5 separate regions of the Homo sapiens genome follow, and all the other regions are linked to region 5. A link is a contact called in ENCODE Hi-C or POLR2A ChIA-PET data. All regions are on one chromosome and are shown on one strand. Each heading gives the region's core, a stretch centred on a gene start or an enhancer-like site at or near the end of the contact. The rest is flanking DNA. Distances are from core to core; before and after follow the strand shown.

Evidence for each region. Hi-C counts contacts between places; a loop is a spot of excess contacts on that map. ChIA-PET counts read pairs that join two places held with the same protein, here RNA polymerase II (POLR2A). Pooled maps may share reads with other maps.
Region 1: a pooled map shows a loop between it and region 5 (5-fold over the local background). The contact joins the promoter of PRICKLE4 here to the enhancer-like site in region 5. A Hi-C loop is called at or near these places in 1 of 37 single-sample maps with no recorded cell type and 4 of 50 pooled maps. POLR2A ChIA-PET finds 5 or more read pairs at or near these places in 1 of 52 experiments (activated B cell).
Region 2: a pooled map shows a loop between it and region 5 (4-fold over the local background). The contact joins the promoter of FOXP4 here to the enhancer-like site in region 5. A Hi-C loop is called at or near these places in 2 of 50 pooled maps. POLR2A ChIA-PET finds 5 or more read pairs at or near these places in 2 of 52 experiments (CD4-positive, alpha-beta T cell and activated CD4-positive, alpha-beta T cell).
Region 3: POLR2A ChIA-PET joins it to region 5 with 16 read pairs in PC-3. The contact joins two enhancer-like sites. POLR2A ChIA-PET finds 5 or more read pairs at or near these places in 2 of 52 experiments (PC-3 and WTC11).
Region 4: a pooled map shows a loop between it and region 5 (6-fold over the local background). The contact joins the promoter of SRF here to the enhancer-like site in region 5. A Hi-C loop is called at or near these places in 1 of 37 single-sample maps with no recorded cell type and 3 of 50 pooled maps. POLR2A ChIA-PET finds 5 or more read pairs at or near these places in 1 of 52 experiments (activated T-cell).

What each region holds. Positions count from the first base shown.
Region 1 is chr6:41,779,163-41,782,041 of GRCh38, forward strand. PRICKLE4 (prickle planar cell polarity protein 4) reads left to right here and starts at 1,620. Exons shown (of 8, transcript NM_013397.6): 1 at 1,620-1,664; 2 at 2,188-2,358. It overlaps FRS3 (fibroblast growth factor receptor substrate 3), which reads right to left and starts at 738. Exons shown (of 7, transcript NM_006653.5): 1 at 654-738. RefSeq lists silencers at 464-613, 644-1,053, 1,334-1,403.
Region 2 is chr6:41,545,044-41,547,743 of GRCh38, forward strand. FOXP4 (forkhead box P4) reads left to right here and starts at 1,338. Exons shown (of 17, transcript NM_001012426.2): 1 at 1,338-1,824. The region is part of intron 1 of FOXP4-AS1 (FOXP4 antisense RNA 1); the gene reads right to left. RefSeq lists silencers at 685-954, 1,285-1,964, 2,035-2,214, 2,505-2,654 and an enhancer at 1,025-1,134.
Region 3 is chr6:41,469,673-41,472,372 of GRCh38, forward strand. All of the region lies in intron 2 of LOC112267957 (a long non-coding RNA gene), which reads right to left. Among named protein-coding and RNA genes, the nearest start is that of LINC01276, 31 kb to the right of the region's middle. RefSeq lists an enhancer at 602-1,253. Within about 2 kb of position 1,264, at least 5 of the 41 ENCODE cell types and tissues checked have a DNase peak (open chromatin) inside an H3K27ac peak, as active enhancers do.
Region 4 is chr6:43,169,854-43,172,553 of GRCh38, forward strand. SRF (serum response factor) reads left to right here and starts at 1,416. Exons shown (of 7, transcript NM_003131.4): 1 at 1,416-2,316. The coding sequence starts at 1,804. RefSeq lists enhancers at 620-1,349, 2,376-2,700, 2,635-2,700 and a silencer at 1,325-1,904.
Region 5 is chr6:42,366,262-42,369,117 of GRCh38, forward strand. All of the region lies in intron 2 of TRERF1 (transcriptional regulating factor 1), which reads right to left. Among named protein-coding and RNA genes, the nearest start is that of TRERF1, 84 kb to the right of the region's middle. RefSeq lists an enhancer at 1,715-1,804. Within about 2 kb of position 1,515, at least 16 of the 41 ENCODE cell types and tissues checked have a DNase peak (open chromatin) inside an H3K27ac peak, as active enhancers do; they include CD4-positive, alpha-beta T cell, where a contact is called at or near this core.

The sequences.
Region 1 (2,879 bases), core at 370-2,869, 590 kb before region 5:
GGAGGGGCTGAATTTCCCTATCACCATCTCTTCTCCTTAAGATATCAGGATGTATCAGATAGCCCACTGAGGAGGGACTGCATTGAGTGGAAATGGGGAGAGGCCTCTGGTCTGGGATAGGTATGGATCAGGGGCAGGAGTGAGAGGGGGGTGTGGGGGCTGAAAACGTATGAGGACGTTTGGGGAAACATGAGCAAGAATTTTGGATGTGGGCATTTTGGATAGTGCAAGGAGAATGGGGATATGAGGGATCCTAGGAATTTCCGGGCAGTGGAAGCATTTGGGGGCATCCAAGAGAAATGGTGGGTCCGTGGGCATAGCAGGAGATTTGTTGAGTGAATGAGGGGGTTCTGAGGGCTCCAGGAGATGCGATGATGTGTCCAGGGCGGAGAGGGTAGAGGTGGGTTGGGGGAGCCAGAGGCTGCAGGACAGGCTACAGGACTGTCAAGGGGAATTTCTACATGCCCGTAAGGAATGAGGAGGTCTGGGTGCGCGCTGTCCCCGGATCCCCGCCCCCAGCCCCGGTGCTCCGCCGCCTGCCCGCCCGCCCGGGGCTTCCTAGGGAGGGAGTGGAGACTGCGGCGCGGCGCGGCGCGGCGCGGCGCGGCCTCGGTGAAGCCGCCTCGTCCCCGCCCCGCCGCGCCCCGACTCACATCGCCCCGCGGCCCGGGCGGCGCCGGGCCCCGCTCCCGGGTCCCGCTGCAGCAGCCGCCGCCCGCCCGGAGCTAAGGCCTCCCCGCCCCGCCCCGCCCCGCGGCCGCGGGGTCGGAGGTCACCGGCAGCACCAACGAGACGCTGCGGGCTGGCGGACCCGAGCGGGGGCGACCGGCACGCAGCCTAGAAGGTCCCTTTGGAGGACTTTGCAGTCGGGAGCAGTGAGCATGCGCAGACGCCAGAGGGCGCTCCTGGCCAGGGGCTGAGCAAGCCCGGAGGGGACAGGGCGGAGCCTGCGGCGGAGGCGGGGCGCGGAGGCGGGGCTGAGGACACCAAAGTTGGGGGTGGTCCGGGGAGCGGAAAGGGGACGGAGGGTTGGGCGAGAAACGAAGGGAAGGGGAGAGGGTCTGAAGGGACCTGAAAGGAGAAGGGCAAGACGATGGAACCTGGAAGAGGGTTGAGGGGAGGGGAAGGGGCCAGGGGGACCACTGGGGACAAGGGGGAGAGAACTGAAGGGAAACACGCGGAGGAGCGGGGCTGGGAGACCACAGGGAGAGTTTGGGGAGACCTGGGAACTGCGGAGAGACAGGGCTGCGGGCCCGGCGAGGCGTTTCCATTCAGCGAATGGTTGAAAACCCAGCGTAAACGCGGCTCCCGGCGTCTGCTGGATGCCTGCCGGGCGCAGTCCGAGCCAGAGAGCCCTTGCACCTGCATGGCAGAGGCCATGGAGCCCGCACATTTCCACCCTGAGATCCCATAAATGTGGTTTTGTTTTCCTTTTTTTTTTCCTCCCCCCAATCTGCAGCTCCAGGCCCCTCCCTGAGCCGCCCCTCTCCACCAGCCGGGGAGGGGCGGGCGGGGGCCGCTGGGGCGTGGGAGAGGAAGGGCCGCGCTATTAGGGCGGGCGGGGGCGGACGGGGGCGGGCGCTGAAGCCTTGGGGTGGGGACCGGGTGAGGGGCCTGACGGCAGAGTCGGTCCAGAACTGCCCGGACAGCGACGCACAGCGAGGGTGAGACCCCAGCGGAGTCCTGGTCCCCTCCCCTAAAATCCCAGCAGCCAGACCGGGAACCCCAGCGGACTCGGGAAACACCGCGTCCCAGCCCCGGAGGCGGGCCCGCCAAGTTCCAGAAAAACTCTGGGGATCTATCGAGAGGGCAGTTGGCGGGACTGGGCACTCCCCTTCCTTCTCCCTCCCACTGTCCCCAGAAATCTTCCCATCCCTCCACCTCCCCAAGCCCTAAGTCCTCTCGGGCTCTGCCCTTCAGGGCAGCGGGTGTTGGGGATGTCCAGCTCCTGAGCCCTCTTGCACGGAGGCTCTGCACGGAGGCAAGACAAGGGGTTCAGCTCTGTCCCTTATCTGAGGTGGGAGGGGGAAGGGAATTATGGAAGGAATCCAGCTGGCCTGTTAGTAAGGGTGTTCCAGTGCTAGGTGGAGGTGGAGTTTGGCTGCCTTTGGGGAGATTGGAAGGGTGAGGAATAGAGGCCTGATTTCTGAGTGTTGTTTCTGTGTTGGACAATTCTATGCAAACTAGAGCCAAAATGGAAGAGGGTGCAAGTCCCCTCCTGGGGCCCCAGACGCCCCCTCCTTTCTTGCTGCCTGGAGCAGGGGCAGTGCTGTTAGTGGCTACTCCTGGTGTGAACAGCCCATCCTGGCCACCTTCCACAGGAAACCTGACCTGAAGGACAGAAGAGGAAGGAAGCAGGTGGGTGTGAAGCCAGGAAGGAGGGAAGGGTGGCACAGGACATTTGAAGTGGGAGTGGAGGGGCGGTGCTGAGGAGGGTTCAGTGCTGGGAAGCAATATTAACTGTTACAGTCCAAACCCTCACCTCAACCCCAGTACGAATCCCTGGCCCAGTCTTAGAGGCCAGGGATTTGATGATGACCCTCCTGTGCCCAGCTACTTTCAGAATCTATCCCAGCTCTCAGAAGCCAGGTCCCCCTAAGGCTTCCCTTAGCCTCTGGTATGATCTTGGGCAAGTTAATTAACTTGTTTCAACTGTCAAGTGGAATGAAAGAGATTACCTCATAAGATTATTGTGAGGATGGACTATATTATGTAATATTCTAGAAGAGTCCTTGGCACAGAGTAAATATTATTAAAAAGTTTGCTCTGGTTATTTTTTTCTCCAGGGTTTTTGTATGTCTGTCCCGAGCTCTGATTGATCCCATTCTACCTGGTTTCATCTTTGTCTTACCCACTATGAGCTCCTTGAGGGCGGGGCT
Region 2 (2,700 bases), core at 88-2,587, 820 kb before region 5:
GAAGTGATGAAAAACAACCCAAGAGGGTGCCTCCTCTCTGAGGTCCCCTTTTCTTTCAAGGACCACTGGAACGGCCAAGAAATCCCCTCCCCCCAGGCAACTAAGCATCAATCCTTGCAGCTCCGACCCCACACCTCAGGCTTCCAGCTCCCACTCCACAGGGGCTCACATACTATGCCAGCCTCTTGTCCACCTGCCTGAGGATTTAGGGCCAGGAGAGGCTTCAAGAGCCACTGTCTTCTTGTCCTGATCCCACAACAGGATCCTCCCTTGGTCATGGGGACCCGGCATCACTGAGCTGGGTTGGGGTACTTCATGAGGACCCCTGAGGCCTCCTTCACTTCTCCCCACCCCCAACACATGCAGACAGATGGGAGATGTTTCCGGCGTGTGTGGGGCGGGGAGGGGGACGGGTATTGAGATTTCCACGGGACTCTGAGTGGTGCGTCTGCTAACAACACAGCCCTCCCCCTTGGGCCGTGGGCATTTCCTCACCCAGACCTCCCCCTCCCAACCCAAACACACCATCGCCGCCACCACCACAATCCCTCCAGTCCCCCTGGGCAAAAGCGATGTTCAGAGACGCGGGGTTTTGTTTACAATCTAATTTGTCCGGATAATTGCCTCAACTTTGCACTTCACTTTGCCCGCATGGCTCTGGCCTTGGGCCCCTTCTTCACTGGTTCGCAGAGCACTTTACGGGAAATTCCCTTTCCGCAGAGGGAGGCAGTGCGCGCCAGGGGGTGACCGTTCACAAAGCCCTGAAGGGGCCTCCCCACCTTCTACCCTCGGCTCAGGAAGCCCACCCCCAGCCCCCACGCAGTGGGGAGCAGGAGGGAGGCCAGACAGGGCCCGGGCCTGACACTGGCTCCGTCTCTGGGCCCCCGGCCACTCCCCGCGCCGAGCGCAGCCCGCCGGGAACCAGTGAACCGTGTGGGATCAGGACTTGGCCGTACCTTCAGACTCCAGGGGATGGCCGGGGTTTGCAAGCGCCCCATAGGATTAGTCCGAGGCCAGGGTGAATCCCTGGGGTCCCTCCACCTACCATCTTTTTCAGATCTGCCGCCTCACGTCTTCTCCCCACGTTCCCATTTTTCCTCCCCTAAAGTTTGGTGCACGTGGTTTTCTCTCGCTCTCAGCGGGCTGCCAGGCGGGGTGAAAGTTGCTGCACCTGCTTTAGGCGAATTATGGTAGCACTAGAAGTTGGTCTCCCCTCCCTCCGCCGCTTGCTCTCTCGCTCCCTCCTCCCTCGCTCTCCGCGCGCTCCCTCCTTCCCTCTCCACCCTCCTCCTCCCCCGCCCCCTCCCGCCCCGCCCGCGCGCCGCCCGCTCGCAGCCACTCGCAGCCCAGGCTCAGTCGCAGCCCCTCGGAGTCCGGAGCCCGCCGTCCCTGCGGACCGGACAGTGCGGCCGGCGGCCGGCGGCCGGGACGGAGCCCCCAGCCCGCGAGGAGGGCGCGGCGCAGGCGGCGGCGGCGCGGCGGGGAGGAGCCCGGGCCGGAACCAGGGCTGGGCCGGGGGCGGGGACGCCGGGGTCCGGGAGCCCGGGAGCCGGAGCGAGCTGACGAGCGTCGCGGAAGGACCGGGAAGGAAGAGCGGAGCCGGAGCGAGCCAAGCAGCCCACAAAGTGCCATGCCCCGGCGGGGTTGAGGCGCGCGGCGGTCGGCCCGGCGCGCTGGGAGGACGCCCGGGAGCTGCGCGACGCGGGGCGGCGCGGAAGGGCAGCCCCGGCGGGCGGCGGCGGGCCCGGGCTGCGACCGGAGCGAGCCCCATGCCCCGCGCGGGCTGACGGGCCGGAGCCCGCACGGAGCGGCCGGGCGGGACAGGTAGGTGGCGGGTCGGGCCCAGGGACGTGGGTGGGGGCTGGGCGGGCGACCAGACCAACTCCCTCGCTCGCGCACTCTCTCGCCCGCTCGCTGGCTCACTTTGTGTTTGCAAACTGCCCGCCCGAGACGCGCTGGGCGCCGGGCGCCAGGAGGAGCCGGGCCCGGGCCGGCGCACTTTGTTCCAGCCAGGGCCGGCCGTGGCGCACTGACCCCGCGCAGCCGCGACATTCCGCCCCTGGCCCGGGCCCCAGCGGGCCGGAGCTGCCTCGGGAACAGGTGGGGGCTGTGGCGCGGCGGGAGTGGGGGCAGCCGGAGGCCGGGGCGGGGAGGGGGGCGGCCGGAGAGGCCACCGAGGCCCGCCCTTCCCCAAGAATCTGGGCCCCGCCCCCTCCCCGCCGGGCCTCTGGGAATGGGGTGTACGGGGGCGCGACCCCCTCCCCGCCCCGAGTCAGACAAAGAATACTTCCCGGCCCAGACTTTCCAGAGCTGGGAAGGGAAGTGGCTCCCCCCAACTCTAGTCGGTACCGGACTCCCCAGGACGCGCCGGAGACAGATGAAAATGGGGGCAAGAGAGCGGGGGATCGCGGTCCTACCCGCCGTGTCGTCTCTGGTGAAGAGGGGACTTGTCTTGCTGAGGTCGCACCTCGGAAGTGCCAGGGCCAGTCAGCCCCTTTTCCATCGCTCGGTCAGCTCGGGGATAGAGCGGAAAACTTCTTGGGGACTTGAGAGCGTCTGGAAATGGCCCCTGTGATTTGTGCGCCGGAGGTGGAGGGTGGGGAAACGATCTGGCTGACACCTCTACTCACCCGCTGTGGAGAGAGCTCCCGCTTCACCACTTAAGGGGGGAAGAGAGGGCGGCCACGGGGGCCCGGAGGC
Region 3 (2,700 bases), core at 14-2,513, 900 kb before region 5:
TTCCAGGAGCTGGAGGTGAGGCGGGCCATTAAAGCCTCTTATGTTGTAATTAACGTTGGAGGGGAGAAGAGAGCTGCCTTCAGAATGGATGTGATCATTTAATTAGGCTTAGGCGTAGGTGCCACAACAGGTCCGGAGAAGTCATAATTTAACTACAGCTTTAAATTACACAGGCAGAGTGGGGATGGCAGAGTTTGACGGCAGGAGAGCCTGCCTCGGAGCTCGGGGAAACAATTAGATAAACATCCCGAGTGAGTGAGAGAGCCGGTCAGAGACAGACAGACAGACAAAGCGGTAGGCGCTGACAGTGAGAAAGGTGGGGAAGAGGCAAGGAAGGGGGTGGTGCGAAGGGCGGCGAAGAGGGGCAACCGTAGGAGTCCCTGAGCGAGAAGAAAAGTGAGATCCCCAAGAGTGAGCGGCGGCCTGAGGAAGAGGGGTGTGTGTGTGTGTGTGTGCGCGCGCGCGCGCGCGCGTGTGTGTGTGTGTGAGCGCGCGCACGTTTCTGGGGCGAGTGCCTCTGGGCACCCTCAACAGCCCCAGCCGGAGGTGCAGACTGCATTCTTCAAACATTCTTCAAACACACCCGACCTTCCAGAACGTGCAAAGACACTGAGCTGAGAAGGCGGTGAGGGCCAGGCATTGCATTGGTCCTCGCCTTCTCGGGGCGCCGCTCCCCACGCAGTCTCCCTGCTCGAGCTCGGGAAGAGGAGACACCTTCCTTTCCCACCCTGGAGAGTCTGGTGGTCCCCGAGCGCCCCGCCCCACCCGCGCCCTCAGGGACGGCCAGGGCCGGGCCGCGCGTCCTAGGCACCCGGAGCGAGCTGCTAAGCCGGACTGGACGGCGGGAGCCATCTGGGCCAGCGCGGGGGCCGGGGAAGTTCAAGGCCCGGGCACTGCGCAGCGCCGAGGGGGATGACCCGCCGTCTCCGGGGCGCCAGCGCCGGCTAGTTGCTCAACCTGCTGGATTAGTCACTCGGCGGGACCCGCGGGACCGTCGGAAAAACGCGAAGGGAGCGCTAACGCGCAGTGGGAGGGAAGGAGAGGACTGAAGAGAGACGGGGGAGGGGAGAGGAGGGGTCGGCTGCCAGGCCTAGGTGGGGTGAATCCGCAGCTGGGCTGACTCAAGCGGAGGAGCCGGAAGGACACCCCGCGAGGCTTCGGGGCGCGCTTTTAGGGAGGCGCCGCCTCCAGCTTTGTGCCAGAAAGTGGGGGTTGCGGCTCAGGCTTGAATCCAAGAAAGGCTCCGGGTGGAACTCCTGGGCACCCTGGGTCCTTACTCTGCCTTCAGGCGCTGGCCACCGTTGGGACTTCCTGGGCCCCAAGGGACTTTGATGATCTCACCGTCCCCTCCTACTCTAGCCCATGCCAAAGCCACTGTGAGCTGGAGGGACGCTGGGAGAATAGAGGGAAGAGAGAGAGGCCAAGGGATGGAGTTGTGGAGGTGGGGTAGGAAGCGCCGGGCAGACCCCTGCTGCTGTCAACACTGAGGCCTAACCTGTGGACGGCACCCACCATTTGGGTTGGAAGAAACCCAACCCAAATGTGGATTGGATTGGAGTTATGGATGCGGGGGAAGACAGAGACCCCGCACCCCCAACTTCCCACTCATTTACTAGCCCCCACCCACAGATAATCAAGTAAGAGCCTGCCTCCTGCCCCTCCCCCACAGAAAAAACACAAAAGCCACCAAACGGTCGCTGGAAGGACACTCTTTTCTTCTGAAGCAGGGCAGTTTCTTCATTTTGATTAAACATCCACACATTTCCAAATTAGTGAATCTCTTCTCAGTTGGAGCTTGGTCCCTGCCTTGCTGGTTGATTGACTGATTGACTGCTTGATTGATTGCCTAATGAGTCTCTTTGGTCTCTCCTAGGGCTCAGACGTCTGTCCTAAGAATGTCCAGCCTGCACTGGGGATAAAGGAGGAGCTGTAGCCTCAAGAGAGACAGATAGGGGTGGGACTGGGTGGAGGTGCTGGGTGCCAGATAGGGGATAGGGCTCTGCTCCTTGACCAGGGCTCAGGCTGGCCCAGAAGGCTTGGGGTCACGTCTGGATTGTGCCCCCGGGCTGCCTTTGCCGTGTTGACTGTCCACAGAGCCCAAACACCCAGACCCAGAACTCCTGAGACCCTGACCTAAGTCAGATGGGGACGCAAAGGCCACTTAGCACCTGGAAGGCCAGATGGGGAGTACGGAGAAAAAGTGGGAAGCAGGGGGTGGGGTGAGGAGGCAGGGAGTGGGGAGGGGGGAGTTGGTGAATAGAGATGAATGGGAGCGGGAAGCCTGGACCAGTCTACGGCTCCCTTAGTTGAGATTAGCAGGGAGAACCCCTGCCTCTCACCTCACTAAGTGGGACTGTGCATCCCTCACAGAGAATCCCAGCTCCTAGGAGACTGCTTTCATCGTTTAGATGTTCCCTTTCTCTCTCAACAAACATGTGCACTCAGGGACCTGCCTTGGGAGGGACCCTGGGACCCCTGCCTTTGCCATTTCATTTGCAATAAAATCTGAACTGGTAAGAGCCTGCCAAACTGCCCTGGGCCCCACCTCTCCAACTCAGTCTCATTTCCCTCTTCCCCTCTTCATTGGCTCCAGACACATCCCTGGCCTTCTTTCTTCCCCCCACCTACAATTTAAGCTCCAAGAGTGCCAGCCTAGGCTGTCAGGTTCACCAGCTACTCTGCAGTGCCTAGAATGGTGCT
Region 4 (2,700 bases), core at 166-2,665, 800 kb after region 5:
TACCAAGAGGCAGATTCCAGATTTAAATAATTCTGTAACAGCAAAGTCCAAGCTATTTTCACTGCTTTGGAGAAAAGACCCAGACCCAGAGCTTGAACCTCACTTTGCAGCACCCCAGTTCTAATCTTTTAAGTTTTTTTTTTTTTTTTTTTTTTTTTCTGCTGGGCACGGTGGTTCATGCCTATAATCCCAGCACTTTGGGAAGCCGAGGGGGAAGGATCGCTTGAGGCCAGGAGTTCGAAACCAGTCTGGGCAACATGGCAAAACCCCATCTCTACAAAAAATACAAAAATTAGGCCAGAGTGGTGGCGCGCACCTGTAGTTCCAGCTACGTGAGAGGCGGAGGTGGGAGAATCGCTTGAACCCGGGAGGCAGAGGTTGCAATGAGCTCAGATCCCGCCACTGCACTCCAGGTTGGGCGACAGAGCGATACCCTGTGTGAAACTTTTTTTTTTTTCTCCAACGGGCTTTCCAGAGAAGTGTGTGTATGTGCGTGTGTGTGCGCGAGCGTGCTTGCTTGGGCTTAAACTTTCTGTCGGGCCACACTTTCCCAAGTCTTTGCACTGGCTGTAGGGTGGGCTTTATCCTCGGGACGTCCTCCTCCCCAAGTCCAGCCTGCAGCTGGAAGTCTTCACTGATCTCCATCTCTCCTCCCTGATCTCCGTCTCTCCTCCCTGCCCGCCTCAGGACTGGGAGGCCGATCTCTCTCTCTCGCCCTCCCCTCCACCAGCCTTTTCCAGATGTATGTCTGCCAAAGACCCCCCAGTGCAGAGGATGATGAATGAAGATCCTCGAGCCAGCCCGGTGGGAAAGTTTCGTCGCCTACAAAAGCGAGGGAAAGGGAAGGGAAGTTGGGGGTAGGGGAAAAGTTAGAGCTGAGAGGCTGGGGCGCGACGAGTCTGGACACCGGGCGGGGACCCAAGCTCTCTCCGCTCAGCCAATAACTGTGCCTCCCTTAGGAAGGCGTGAGGAAATGCTCCAATCAATCCCTGCACTCCTCCCTTGGAATTTGGGCTGTATTTTTTTATTTACTGCAAACCCCACAATCCACCCAGGGGTTTCCCCAGTGTTTGCCTCCAGCGGTCCCGGTGCCCATTTACTAGTGCTGCTCCCTCTCTTCCGCAAGACTGCGCTCCAGTCCCAGCCTCCTTCTCCGCGGGTGCCTCCCAAACCGTTCTATCATTCTCGGGTTCAGGGAGGCGGAATCGTGCCTGCTCTCCGGTTCCTTTAAGAGGCGTCGGCTCCACCCCTCTCAGAGTCGCGGTCTGACGCGAGATGACAGCAACGAGTTCGGTATGTCTATGCAAATAAGCGCCCTCTTGTGGGCCAATGGGGAGCGGAGGTGCCGGAACCACGGACCAATGGGGCGGGGGCGCTGGGGCTCACCATATAAGGAGCGGCCTCGCCATAAAAGGAAACATTGTATCTCTTTATATGGGGGGAAGGGTCGGGGGATCCCTCCGCCGCCAGCGCGTGGTCCCGGCCCCCTCCACCCGCCGTCTCGGCCGCGGCCAGCAGCCCCTGCCCCCCGGGGGACGCTGACGGCCGCCCGGCGCGCCGCCCTAGCAGACGGACAGGGGGCGCTGCGCGCGGCCTGGGGCAACCCGGGCCACAGGGGCAGGAAAGTGAGGGCCCAGGTCGGCCCGGGCGTGCAGGGGCCCCGGGTTCGCAGCGGCGGCCGCGGCAGCGATAGCGGCACTAGCAGCAGCGGGAGTGCCGGGTTGAGCCGGGAAGCCGATGGCGGCGGCTGCGGCGGCTCCGATTCCTCGCTGACTGCCCGTCCGCCCTCCTGCATCGAGCGCCATGTTACCGACCCAAGCTGGGGCCGCGGCGGCTCTGGGCCGGGGCTCGGCCCTGGGGGGCAGCCTGAACCGGACCCCGACGGGGCGGCCGGGCGGCGGCGGCGGGACACGCGGGGCTAACGGGGGCCGGGTCCCCGGGAATGGCGCGGGGCTCGGGCCCGGCCGCCTGGAGCGGGAGGCTGCGGCAGCGGCGGCAACCACCCCGGCGCCCACCGCGGGGGCCCTCTACAGCGGCAGCGAGGGCGACTCGGAGTCGGGCGAGGAGGAGGAGCTGGGCGCCGAGCGGCGCGGCCTGAAGCGGAGCCTGAGCGAGATGGAGATCGGTATGGTGGTCGGTGGGCCCGAGGCGTCGGCAGCGGCCACCGGGGGCTACGGGCCGGTGAGCGGCGCGGTGAGCGGGGCCAAGCCGGGTAAGAAGACCCGGGGCCGCGTGAAGATCAAGATGGAGTTCATCGACAACAAGCTGCGGCGCTACACGACCTTCAGCAAGAGGAAGACGGGCATCATGAAGAAGGTACCAAGCCGGGGGGCTGGCCGGCCCCGGGGCCCGGTTGGGGTGGGGATGTGCAAAGGGAGCCCGGGAGGACCGCAGAGCCGAGGCGGAGGTGAGAGGCTGCGAGTCCGCAGGAGGTGTGTGGGAGGGGATGGCTCCTGCCCGGGGAGGGCCGAAGGGGAGGGGCCGCCGGGGAAATGTGGGGAGAGGGGAGATCCCGCGAACGCTCGCAACCGTGGGGAAAGGCGCAGAGGTGGGAGTGACCGGCGCCAGAGAGGAAGAGGGCCCTTGCTGAGTGAAGGGGTGAGGAGCGGTGATGGGAGGCTACGAGGCTGCCGGGGAGGTGGATAATGAGAACCCGGGATCAGTAGGTCCAGTGCACTCCGGTGTTCGGACGAGGGCGCC
Region 5 (2,856 bases), core at 265-2,764:
ACAATGCTTGCAACTGCCCGCTGCTCAACACAGTGTCTCAGTTATTTGATCCACAGAACAATTCTGATGCTCAGGTGATATGATTCCAGAAGTTTTTCAGAAAATGTAGGAGAACCAAGATGGCCAAGTGAAGAGACACAGGGCCTTCTTGAAGCTGGGAGGCATACCTATTCTTCCTGTGCAGGAGGCACCAGAGTCCGGCACCTCCTAACATCCACTCTAACGGGGAGGAGGATGGCTGGGTTTGGCTCCTCCCTCCTCTTCCTGCACCTGCATATTCAAGGTCTTGGTGTCCTTCCTTTACCACCCTTTCACATGCTTTTGTAGACATAGATAGATATACTCTCTTCTTCCTTCTTCAAGGGAGAGCTTGAAATGTGAGAAATCCAGCTGTGTGGAGAAGCTCATGGTGACTGGCAGAACAGTCAGGACTGGGCAACCAGAAGCAGGAAAAAGAATATTCTATTTTGGGAAATGAGGAGCTGGACTGATCCACTTCGATCACCAGCTATGGACCACCATCTAACAATTCTGGGATTCCCAGAGCCACAAGAGGGAGATGCCTGGGAAAGGTGAAAATCAGCAAAACACTCAAGGGCCATCTGATCACCCCAGGCAGACAGGCAGATCTGGGTAACATGGGGCTGAGAGAAAACCACAGGTTTCAAGGGGATGCTGTCACCAAGATGCCCCATAAGAAATCAGGATCTGCCCAAACCAGGGGCAACCAAAGGGGCATTGTACTCCTCAGGACTTAGCTGAAGTCACAGGAGCACTGGAGTCAGGCCTGCGATCAAATCCTGACCTCGTCAGCCAGGTCAGCCTTCACCTCTTGGAGGCTGGCTCTGCATGAGTGACTGTGAGGCCTAAATAAAATTAAGTGTATAGAAGTATAATATCTAGCACAGGCCTGGCCTTACATAAGGGGCACACTCAGTGTTGCTCCCCTCCCCCTTTCCAGCCTTCAGACCTCACAGCTCTCTCCACTCTTACTAACAGAAACAAGCACAGAGGCCACAGAGCATTTCCCAGCAAGAAGGTTTGCAAAGAAGGATGGCAGAAGTCCGCAAAGAAACAAACAGGCCACCCCACTGCTGGTAAGAGAGAAGCACCGGACCTCGGTGAATGCCCGGGTTTCAAAACACACAAAGCTCCGAGCCTCTGATTGTACCTAAACAGGAAGTTTGTGACAAACTTAGAAAACACGCATGCACAATGGCAAGAGGCTGCACGCCACTGAGAAAAGATGAAATCCGGCCCTGCTGGGGGCTCTGTGTGGAGGAGAGGCGTGCAGAGCCAACACTCCCACCGCACCAAGATCTTCCTGGCTGTAGGGAGGCACCCTTACCCTGGGCTTCTCCTCACCCCAAGCATGGGAGGGATTTGGGCCAAAATGTGTGGAGCTGCTCTGGTTTCCAAAGCCAGGCTCTGCTCACCCCCTCCTGCTCTCTCTCCCACCCCTACCCACTCAGGCATCTAGGACATCAGGTACTCCCAACAGCTGGCAGGGGCCTGGTGACTGAGGTGTATAGCAGGGGACCATTTTTCAGCTGGGAGATCTTAGCACAGAAAGGGGAAGTGACACACAGAGGTCCCGCAGAGCTCCCATCCCCGATCTGATCTCCATCTGGCTGCCCGGCCAGCGTCTGTATCATCGGGCCCTTTAGCATTCCACAATGGGGTCCTCAGCTGCCATCTCCTTCCACTTTGACACCCTGCCTGGCCCTAACATTTTTACTTGCATTGCTCACACCAGTATGGGGCTCGATAACTTCAGTTCACTTATCTGAAAGTGCAGGCAAATGTGGACACAATCTGTGTCTCATCTCAAGTAGAGGACAAACTTGGGAGATTGTTCACAATCTCCCAAGTGCCCGTGGAATGGGCCCTGCATCCAGGCAGTATACTTGGTGGCTGTGCTCCAGTAAATACTCGGTAGATTAATACACAACATCAATACCTTCCTATTGTACCTCCCCAACCAGGTTATGTCCCACTTGTCTCTGAGTCACCCTCAGCAAGGACAGGTCCCTCTACCCCTCCTGAGTGGAGGGCCCAGCTGTAAACTCAGTCTCCTGATGGTTGGCTCCTCGGCGCCCCCACACAGCACCTCCCGCAGTGGTTTCCTCGCCCCCCCAAGTTAGGTTCCTTTTTAAAAAAATGACTCATTTAGGAAGAGACAAAACCAAGAACTTCAATGGTAAAGATAAAACAGCAAGCACCAAGACTCTAAACACCTCCCACTCCATGTAGAATTTAGATCCGATAAAGCTTCCCCAAACTGGACCTCCTAATTTGGAACTTACGGTATACACAATTCTTCTAGCAAAGACACTTCCAGTAATGTCTCAATGTTTCAGCGTCTTCTTTACAAATAGAGATGGCCCCAGGACTCCAGGCAGTAGTTTTTTCAAAATGAGGGAATGAGAAATTAAAGATTAAAGTCCACGCTTTGGACTTCTGGGTCAAAAAAGTAATTATTTGATGTTTTACTACATTTATGATTCTAATTTATTGATTGCAGGACATAGGCATTATATCACAGGCCTAATGAGAATTATGGGGAGTTTTTTAGTTAAAAAATGACTTCTTGGTATGTAAGAAGTTTATGACATTTGTGCACAGTATCTGAAAGGAATGAAATTATATGATACAATACAGAGAATAGTAACATTTTAGGGCTAAAATGAGCAATTAAGATGACCCGAATCCAGGGGTTCCCAATGTTAGCTGCATTTCTGAAAAAAATTCCCAGGCTCCCCAAGATTCTGACACATTCAGTCTGGAGTGGGGCTCTGACATCAACTGTTTCCTTTTATAAGTTTCCCAGTGATTTTAATGTGCCTACAGGGTTGA